2 separate regions of the Mus musculus genome follow, and region 1 is linked to region 2. The links are chromatin contacts, found by Hi-C or POLR2A ChIA-PET in ENCODE. All regions are on one chromosome and are shown on one strand. Each heading gives the region's core, a stretch centred on a gene start or an enhancer-like site at or near the end of the contact. The rest is flanking DNA. Distances are from core to core; before and after follow the strand shown. Region 1 holds the start of Actr6 (ARP6 actin-related protein 6). Region 2 holds the start of 1500026H17Rik (RIKEN cDNA 1500026H17 gene).

Evidence for each region. Hi-C counts contacts between places; a loop is a spot of excess contacts on that map. ChIA-PET counts read pairs that join two places held with the same protein, here RNA polymerase II (POLR2A).
Region 1: a map of gastrocnemius shows a loop between it and region 2 (7-fold over the local background). The contact joins the promoter of Actr6 here to the promoter of 1500026H17Rik in region 2. A Hi-C loop is called at or near these places in 11 of 37 maps with a recorded cell type or tissue (T-helper 17 cell, T-helper 2 cell, gastrocnemius and 2 more). POLR2A ChIA-PET finds 5 or more read pairs at or near these places in 3 of 5 experiments (Patski and embryonic stem cell).

Annotation. Positions count from the first base shown.
Region 1 is chr10:89,729,929-89,734,608 of GRCm38, reverse strand. Actr6 (ARP6 actin-related protein 6) reads left to right here and starts at 2,314. Exons shown (of 11, transcript NM_025914.3): 1 at 2,314-2,435. The coding sequence starts at 2,368.
Region 2 is chr10:89,683,020-89,688,127 of GRCm38, reverse strand. It overlaps 1500026H17Rik (RIKEN cDNA 1500026H17 gene), which reads right to left and starts at 1,765. Exons shown (of 3, transcript NR_130956.1): 1 at 1,609-1,765. Scyl2 (SCY1-like 2 (S. cerevisiae)) reads left to right here and starts at 1,834. Exons shown (of 18, transcript NM_198021.3): 1 at 1,834-2,090.

The DNA of each region.
Region 1 (4,680 bases), core at 1,065-3,564, 46 kb before region 2:
TTAGTTTGCTGGTTTTGAAAGTACCATCCCTGGCCTTGATATGTCTCCCAAGTTGGGCTGGAGCAGGTGGTCACCCTGCCTCAGCCTGAGTTCTTACCACCTTACTAACTGAATTGGATAAAATAGAGTGTTGATGTTGGTCAGAATTAACCTTAGACATTCAGAAAGGTTTTCATTTTATTTCTAGTGCTAGAGATCAGAACCCAGACCCCTTGAAAACGTTGAGAGAGCAATTCCACCACTGAGCTTCGTCCCCACGCCCTCATTTACTTCTTTTATTTGTTTGTTTGTTTGTTTGGTGTCAAGACAGAATTTCTCTGTGTAGCCCTGGCTGTCTTGGAACTAGCTCTTTAGACCAGGCTGGCCTCGAACTCAGAGATCCAGCTGCTCCATCCTCTTCCCCACCAGTGCTGGGATTAAAGGTGTGCACCAGTACTGCCTGACCCTAATTAACTTTTTAATATATATCAGTAGAGATTATCAATAGAATACTCTGCCTGATTTGAAGGAGTTTGATGGTTAGGCAGGTTGACAGAAGGTGCATGAAGCCCTGGGGTTTTGTCCTCAGTACCAGACAATCCAGGCAAGGTTGCGCAGGCCTGTAATTCCAGAACTCCTGCAGGCGGAGACAGGAGGATCCCAAGTTCAAGAGCGCCCTTCTATATAGTAAATTTGAAGCCAGCCTGGGCTATGTTAAACCCTATCTCAAAATAAATATTAAGCAAACTAAAAAAAATGATAACAGTATCTATTGACAGGTAGGTGCTTGACTTCTAACACTAATATTAAACCATTCTATAACATAGTGAGAGTCATATTAGTTTATTTTATAATTTAGATAACCCAAGGGTCATTAAGTTGCTTAAACATTTTTTTCTTTTTTCTTTTTTTTTCTTTTTTCTTTTTTTTTTTTTTTTTTTTTTTTTTGAGACAGGGTTTCTCTGTATAGCCCTGGCTGTCCTGGAACTCACTTGTAGACCAGGCTGGCCTTGAACTCAGAAATCTGCCTGCCTCTGCCTCCCAAGTGCTGGGATTAAAGATGTCCGCCACCACCGCCCGGCTTAGTTTAAACATTTTTTTTAAGATTTATTTATTATTATACATAAGTACACTGTAGCTGACTTCAGATGCACCAGAAGAGGGTATCAGATCTCATTACAGGTGATTGTGAGCCACTATGTGGTTGCTGGGATTTGAACTCAGGACCTTCGGACGAGCAGTCAGTGCTCTTATCCTCTGAGCCGTCTCTCCAGCCCGCTTATATGTTTTTAATGTCATAGTCACAGTTTAAAATTAGAAGGCCACACTCTCATCTCTTTATCTCCTGGAGTTTTAAACACTAGTTAATACGTGTAAAGAAAGTGAAACAGCTTACTCTCTCTTTTTTTTTTTTTTTTTTGTTTTGGTTTTGGTTTTTTTGAGACAGGGTTTCTCTGTGTAGCTAACTTACTCTTAAGCATGGCTGTGTATTCATTTATATCAGATTCATTACCCGAGATTATTTTGTAGCAGAGTCTACATTCCAATCAAAACATTTTGAGAGAGACTCTCTGTATCGTGTATGTCTGGCTGTCCTACGTAAACCAGGCTGGTTTTGAACACCCAGAGAGCCACCTCCCTCTGTCTCCCGAGTGCTGGGATTAAAGGCGTGTACCATTACGCTCAACTCCAAAACTTTTTCTTAACATTATGAAACACAAGCTCTCCGTTGTACAGAAACACCCAGGAACGATATCTAATTCCAGGAGTCAGAGCAGACAAGGAACATGTCAGATGTCAAGAAGTCCTTTGTAGATAGGATACATAAATAAGTAGCGGAGAACAAGCAGGGGGATTCGTTGGGGAATGTGCAAATAAGTTAAAGCACAACGCAGATAACAACACAGCCCATACATAATTTATTGTGACCAAATTCTATAACCTGATGACGAGTGCCAAGAAATGAAGGTGAGGCTGAAGAGACTTCGTATCCAGTTCCACGATGCGTATGGTTTCATACTCAATTCTTCAAGGCTCGGAGTGTCTTAACAACTCTAATCAGATACACGCACACGCAGCCCACCAAAGGGCTCACAAAAAGCTTCCACTCGCCAATGTGCGCAGTAAAGAAAATCAAAAGAAATAAAGTACTTAGCAGTTTCTACTACGGAATGTCGCTGCCACCGAAAATCGATGCATTTGAAAACTGGATACAAGCACAGGAAGGGCTGCTCCGCTGCTCGACTTCTGGCGTACTCCGTTGTCAGGGTAACCGGAAGTTTACGCCACGGCCACGCCCCCATCGACCATAGAGTACCGGAAGAAGCCTGAGCAGAGGAGATTCAAACAGTGGGAAAGCGACTCCGCTGCAGCGTGGTGCGTGCCGAAATGACGACCCTAGTTCTGGATAATGGAGCTTACAACGCCAAAATCGGTTACAGCCATGACAGTGTCTCGTAAGTGGTCGTCGTTCCCGAGGGACAGGACACGTACGCCTTTTAACTTGACAGACTATGCTTTCCGATTTGCGTGATCCACAGACGCCATCGCGCGCCTCCAGCCTCAGTCGGGGGATGCTCAGTTTCGAGCTGGGTTCGTTGGTTGGTTTGATGCTTTGAACTGAAATTGACTTTGATTTTTTGTTTGAGGCCGCGGGGCTGCGGAAGTGAATGTATGTTCCGTTTGGTAACGGGAAATAGGCTTCTCGAGATTGACTGAGGAGACTAAAGTTTATGAAATTTCAGAAATAGTGGGCAACGTTTCGCCTTTAGGGGAACACGATTATAGGTTTTCATCGGATCCTCAAAAGGTTCAATGCCCCCCAACCTCCCAAATAGTAAAACCCACTTCATTAGAGTCCAGGGAGTTTGAAGGCATTGGGGAACCAAGTTGAATAACCTGGTTGGTAAAGTCAGGAACGCTACGGTGGCATCTTAAGATGTGTTTTATAAAATGTATGTTTGAATAAATAGTAGACTTTCACAGTGCTAGAACTGAAATCTAGGACTTTGCGTAGGTAATTAGTACCTTCCCACAGAGCTACACCCCCTGCTGCCTTGCAGCACAGCGTGTAATCCAGGATGACCTTGAATTTAAGATCCTCCTGCCTCCACCTCCTGGTTGCTAGGATTACAGCTGAGGGCCACTACTTCAGAACTCAGTGGGCATTTGACTGAATTTTTTTTTTTTAATGCTATGTTGAACTCTTGCACGGTGGACAAGCACAACATTACTTCTTAGCCCAGCCCATATGACCAGATTCTCATATGACCAGATTCTCACAGCTTTAGTGGTGATGGAAGCCATTTATATATAAGGCTTCCACATAAGTTTTTTTTTTCCTCATTAAGAACTAGGTACATGGGGCTGGAGAAATGGCTAACCCGCTCATTCTGCTCTTCTAGAGGGCCTACGTTCAATTCCCAGCACCTACATGGCCGCTAACAACTGTCTGTAACTCCTCTCTTTCTCTCTCTCTCTCTCTCCCTCTCTCTCTCTCTCTCTCTCTCTCTCTCTCTCTCCCTCTCTCTCTCTCTCTCACATACACACACACACACACACACGGTGCACAGACATACACGCAGGAAAAATACCTGTGCACATAAATACATAAATAAACAGATGCATGTAAATACATATAGAACCAGATTTTCTGTTTTGTTTTTAATGTGCTGGAGAATGAATTATGGGCCTAGGACATGTTAGGAAAGTGCTGTGCTACTGAACTATATAGCCTCCAAGCCCCTGTGGTTCTTTATTGAGATAAGGTCTTACGCAGTGGCCCAGCTGGGCATTGTGTATCCTAAACTGGCCTCAAACTCATGAGAGTCCTCCTGTCTCAGCCTCCTGAGTGCTGGAATTGTAAGCATAACCCATCATTCCTGGCCCCCTGATCTCGTTAAAGACAAATCAAGGCCCACAGCCAGACTTTACACAGAGAGTGAGAGACCTCGGAACATTCAGCTCTAAATGGTTTGTCTCCAGCAAATCCGTCCCCTCAGAGCCAGAGGGGACGGAGGACAGCAAGATAACCAGGCCTTCTAAATCAACATGAGCAAAGGTCATGAGTCCTCAGAGACTGAAGCCCTGTGCACACGGCCTGCACAGCTCTGCATCAGGTCCTGTGTGCTTATACTCTAGCTTCCAGTTTAGTGTGTTTCTGGGACTCCTGAGCGTGTGAATGAGTGGGTCTCTGATTCTTGTGCCTTCTTGTGGGCTCTTTTCCTTCTCTTTTGTCTTGTCCAGCTTCAATGTGATAGTTTTCACTTTGTCTTTTATTTTGCTATATTCTTTTAAGAAATGAATGAATGAATGAATGAATGAAAACCTAGCCACTAAGAGTAAGAGTTAACTGAATTATCATTTGTACCTGCTGGGAGACGGAAAGTAAGTTTCCTCCAGTTGAGTGAAGCTGGGTATATCACTCACTCCACAACAGGCTTCATGATCAAGTGCAGTTGATCAAAATATAATGGACTTCACAGAGTTGTTGAAGGGAAGCAAGGTAAATAGTCAAGGGTAGCAAACCAGCTAAGTATATTAGAACACGGGACAGCTTCTTTTAACTGTGACGTTAGGATCAAACCTAGGACCTTAAGCCTGTGCTTTACAACTGAGCCACACCAGTTTCTTCTAAGAGGCAGCATCTCATAATATCGTACAGTGTCGCACAGGCCAGTTTCCAGCTCCTGCCTCCAGTGA
Region 2 (5,108 bases), core at 516-3,015:
ATACTTAAATGCTTGGCATTCGCAGCCCTTCTTCACCAGAGGAAGCAAAAGTGCCTGTGCTGTATGTGAAGAGGAAAGTTCGCTTACACCTCCTGCCTACCTCACTTAAAGCTTGCTCTGCCTCTTGACCTACCGATGACTTAATGTAATCCTGTTTACAATAAACAGAAAGCTCTTGGATTAAAGGTATGTGCTAGGACTGAGCCATACCACAACTAGAAACAGGTTTTTCTTTTTTTCTTTTTCTTTCTTTCTTTTTCTTTTTCCTTTTCAGCAAGTAACACAATCTCAGAGGTTCACAGTGTGTTCAAATATCCTGTGATAGCTATTCTCACATGGTCTGCAAAGGATTAGGTTTGCTCACTAGGATTCTGTCAAAATGTTTAATTCAGTGTTTCTTGGTGCGTTGGCAACCTTGTACAATCACTGCTATCATCTAACCCCAGGCCATTTTATCACTCCAAAAAAGAGACTCATGTTTAGTAGAGATAAACTAGTTCCTCCTACCCCAGTAAAATATGAAATTAAAGCATGTAAGAAAGAAAAAGTTGAAATATAGAGAACATGATTTCTAGATGTTTTGTGTGCAGAATACAAGAATCTAAGCCTTTCCTTTCTTGACCACGAAGAACTAGAAGTAACATTACCAACACATAACTTATAAGATGCTCTTGGCAAAAGGACAGAAATAAAAGTCCACCCTTCTGGGGCTGGAAAGAGAAGGCTCAGCTAGTGAGATGATAACTTTCTAAGCATGCAGATCTAAGTTGGATCTCCTGAACATACATTAAAAAGCCAGGCTTGGTGGTGGGTGCTCCTAATTTCACAGCTGAAGAGATAAGAGAAAGGCAAAGCACCAGGTTCTATTTAGAGACCTTGTCTCAAAAACATGGACAGCTCCCCAGGAACAACTCCTAAGGCTAACCTCTAGCCTCGAGCTTTTCTGGCGTGTGTACATACAGCTGTACCTACACAAACATGTAAACACACCACACAAACATGTACACACACATACACACACACCCCATAATCCTCTTCCCTCTTCTCTTCCTCCCCCTCCTCCAATTCTTCTTGTAATAGAATCTACCCTATTACCCATCTTAAGACATTTTAACCTGAACCAGGGACAGAGCAGAGACAGGAGAGGCAGGGTTAGGGTTAGTTAGGGTGGTAGTAGTCCTACTACTATGTACGGGTTACTTGGATGGATAGCAGGGAGACAGAGGCTGTGCCCAGTTTCACCTAGGTATATTTTTCAGAACAATTTACTTCTTTCATTAAGCACGTAAGATAAATAATCTTTGTTGCTCTAATTGTGGAACTGTGGCACCGGGGTTATCTGAGAATGTCTTAGAAACGCAGAGCATCCGATCCTACTTGTGCAGCAGAATCTGCACTTTAACACGGCCCTGTGTGAGAAGCACGGCTTTTCTAGGTTCTAAGGTCACTTAGCAGAAAGTCAGAGAAAGCTGAGTCCTATGTAATCAGTCACTAGACCAGCAAGGGCAGGTGGCCTGGGAAACAGAAAAGGGGAGGGGCCTCACAACCAGAGCTGCAGTGTCCAGCCATCAAGTCACTGTCAGTCATCTCCAATATACATTTGGTTACCTGTCCTCATTATCTTGGAGAATCCCCTTCTATGGTTCCAGAAACTCGGGCTTCCTAGCCTGGGGCCCCGGAAAGCTGGTCTTGCCCGCGAAGACTAGTGATCAGAGTCACAGGTACGGCTGTCAGCAGAGGCCCGGGCTGGCTCCACCCCCGCCCCGGGAGCCCCGCCTCACTCCGCCTCGGGGAGGGCGGAGGGAAGCCAAGCCTTACCCTTCCGAACCGCCCGGAAGTGACGTCATGCAGGAGCGGGCAGGTCTTTCGGTGCTCTTCCCCCTACCGTGCTCTTCTTCCCTAGTCCCTTCCCTCCCTTCCCCCTTTACTCCTCGATCTCGGGGTTCTGCGGACTCGGGGGTGACGGAGGAGATGGAGTAAGCGTTCGGTGGCGGCCAGGAGCGCGGCCCGAGCAGTCACAGCCCGGAGGCATTGAGGGAGCCGGCGGGGGACCGGCCCCAGCACCGCCCCTCCAGGTAGCCGGCTGCGAGGTGAGTGACCTGTCTCGGGCACCGGGCGACCTGGGTCTGCGGCCAGCTTGCGGGCTACGGGTCTCCCCGGGCCTCCCGGCTGCTACTGTTGCCTAGTGACGGGCCGGGTCGGGCGGGCTGGCGGTGGGTGGCCCGGGAAGCCGGATCCAGGTAGCGAGAAGCGGGAGGGAGCGGATCTCAGAGGCCGGTGACTCTGGGCGAGGCCTTCGGGCGACGGGAGCCCCGCTGCCTGGGTCATTCTGCTGCTGGGAGAGTCCCCAGAGCTGGCGCAGGAGCTCGGGTTTCCGCCGTGGAGATCTCCGTATCCTTTTGGGAAATTGGACAGTGCTCCGGGACTGCTGAGACAGCCCCCCTCGTTTCTGATACTTGGTTCCGATAGCTGGGGTCACCGGCTAAGGCCCTGCACTTCGGACGCCTTTCTCTGATGGTAGTTGTCTTTCTGGACTGGACGGTTATTGTGTGTGTGAGGTGGGTGGGGCAGATAAGGTTTGAGAGAAAGAAATCCCCATGGGGGCTCCAGTGCGCCTGTTTAAGCTACAGAAAAAGGTTTAGACAGATAAAGCTTGCAGAAACTTCTTGGGATTCGCATGGACGCGTTACCTGTGATCAGTAATTAAGGACACACAGTGTTTCCCTTTCTCAACAGGATTGAAGAGACTCCAGACCAGCTCCTTAAAGTGATTTTGATTGTAAATTATCAGCTAGAGGTTTTTCTTTGCACATCAAAACCAGGGATTGTGTGATGACACTTTGAAACGCCGTATTTAAGTTTTCTGAGTCGTGCGCCTCTGTTCAGAGAAAGCAATTTAACAAAGATGCTGTAAGTCAGTCAGCCATTACAAAACCCAAGCAGTTCTGGTGTTTGCTTGGAAGATTCTTTTTCGACTTTGAAGGCTTTCCCCTCCTTAATAAAGGTTGGAGGAGAAGGGGATTGTGGTTATGCAAAGGAAAGGAGCCTAACTGAACACATAGAGCTTTATTCTGTTCAGATATACCTACGCACATGTGAAGATCATTCATTTTGTCTGTCAGAGACGATTACATATGTAATACAGATGTGTTGTAATTCCATACAGTAGGACATTGCTATACAAATACATTCTATATTTGGGAATTAAATCATGTTGACATAGTTGAAATTTGTGATTTATCCTCTCAAAAAAAAAAAACCAAAAAACCAAAAAAACTCCCCAAAACCAGGTCCTCGTACATGTTTTGATCCTATTTTATAGGAGTTGAAATTTGTTAAGTTCTTATTATTCCTCATTCGACATCTTTTATGAGGTCCTATTGATGTTTGCCTTTTAAATATTGAATCTTCATCTTCAGCACCACCTCCTTGTTGCAGTCACATTGGTCTCTTGCATCTAGAGGGCTTGACACCTGTGGTCTCTGTGCTGGGATGGACATCTCATAATATAGATCTGATCACAATGGCTTTACCTTTTGGAGTAACTGAAATTCTTTTTTTGTTGTTTTTGTTTTTGCTTTTTTTGAGACAAAATTTCATTGTATGGCCTTGGCTGTCCTGGAACTCTCTTTGTAGACCAGGCTGGCCTTGAACTCACAAAGGCCTCTGCCTCACAGAGCCTAACTGAAATTCTTGATGTCTCTGTAAGGCCCTCTTGTCTGTTGGTCTAGCTTCATCTCTACAGTACCTTTGGCATTCTTTTCTTTCCCGGTCGCCACATCCATTGTCTATCTTTCTGTTCCTCCTCCAGGCACATGGCTCTTGGTCATACTTCCTGGACGTGTCCACAAGAGCCCGGAAATGTTGTTCTTTCATATGCTCCAGGTTAATGCCTGCTTATCATTCAGTTCACTTCAGTAGTCTTTGATCAGTATAGATTCTCCTTATTAAGTGTTCTCCACTGCAGCTCTCATAGTTACATTCATCACTTCCTGATACCGTCCGTGTGCCTGTTTGTTAACTGAGTGAACTCACTGAGCGCTGGCTAGATGCGCCAGAAATGTACTGAGTATTCTAGATGGATCATCATCTTTAATCGCTACCACAATCACTAGGAAGTACTGGTGACTCCCTCCCTTCTCATAGATGAGAAATTGTTAGGTGTGTTAGTAAGGTTCTCTAAAACAGAATCAGTATATATTATATTAGAAGAAGACTATTAGGTTAGCTTCTGCAGTAGGGGCCAGGCGGTCCAGTATTGACCATCTGCATGCTGGAGTGGCTAATCTGGCTACTGCTCAGTTCCAGAGGCTGCATGCCTCTGTAGGCCCAGTCTGCTGTGGAAGGCTTGGAGTATTGGTGGAAGATTGCTTGTCTTCATCCCATCTGCACTGGAAGGCTGAAGAAACTGGGTTCTGCTGTCAGCAAGGATGGTGTGGTGGTTTGAATAGGTTTGACCTCATGGACTCATGTGTTTGAATGCTTGGCCCACAGAGAGTGGCACTGTTGGGAGGTGTGTCCTTGTTAGAGTAGCTGTGGCCTTATTGGAGAAACTGTGTCACTGTGTAGGCAGGCTTTGAGGGCTCCTAGTGCTCACAAGCTCTGCCCAGTCCAGAAGAGCCATTCTCCTTCTGGCTGCTTCGGATCAGGATGTAGGACACTCAGCTCCTTCTAGATTACCATGTCTGCCTGGACACTGCCATGCTTCCTGCCATGATGACACCGGACTCGGAAACTGTAAGCCAGCCCCAATTAAATGTTTGCCTTTATACGAGTTACCTTGGTCATGGTGTCTCCTCAGCAATAAAACCCAAGCTAAGACAGATGGCAGCTACAGAGGCAGCGCCGAGGTAGATTCAGCCACCTGCAAGGAATGAAAGCAGGCAGGTTAAAAGCCTCACTGCTTTACCCTCGGATCTCTGTGTATCAGGGCTGCCTCTAGGAGGTGCTGCCAACTGTACAGGACCGCTTGGTCCCCTCAGTTAACTCTCCCAAGGAATAACCTCGCAGAGCCACCCAGAGGCGTGTCCCTTAGTTGATCCCAGAGCCAGTCACGTTGGCAAGCAGTAGGAACCGTTATACAGTATTAGAATGGCATTGGGCTGCAG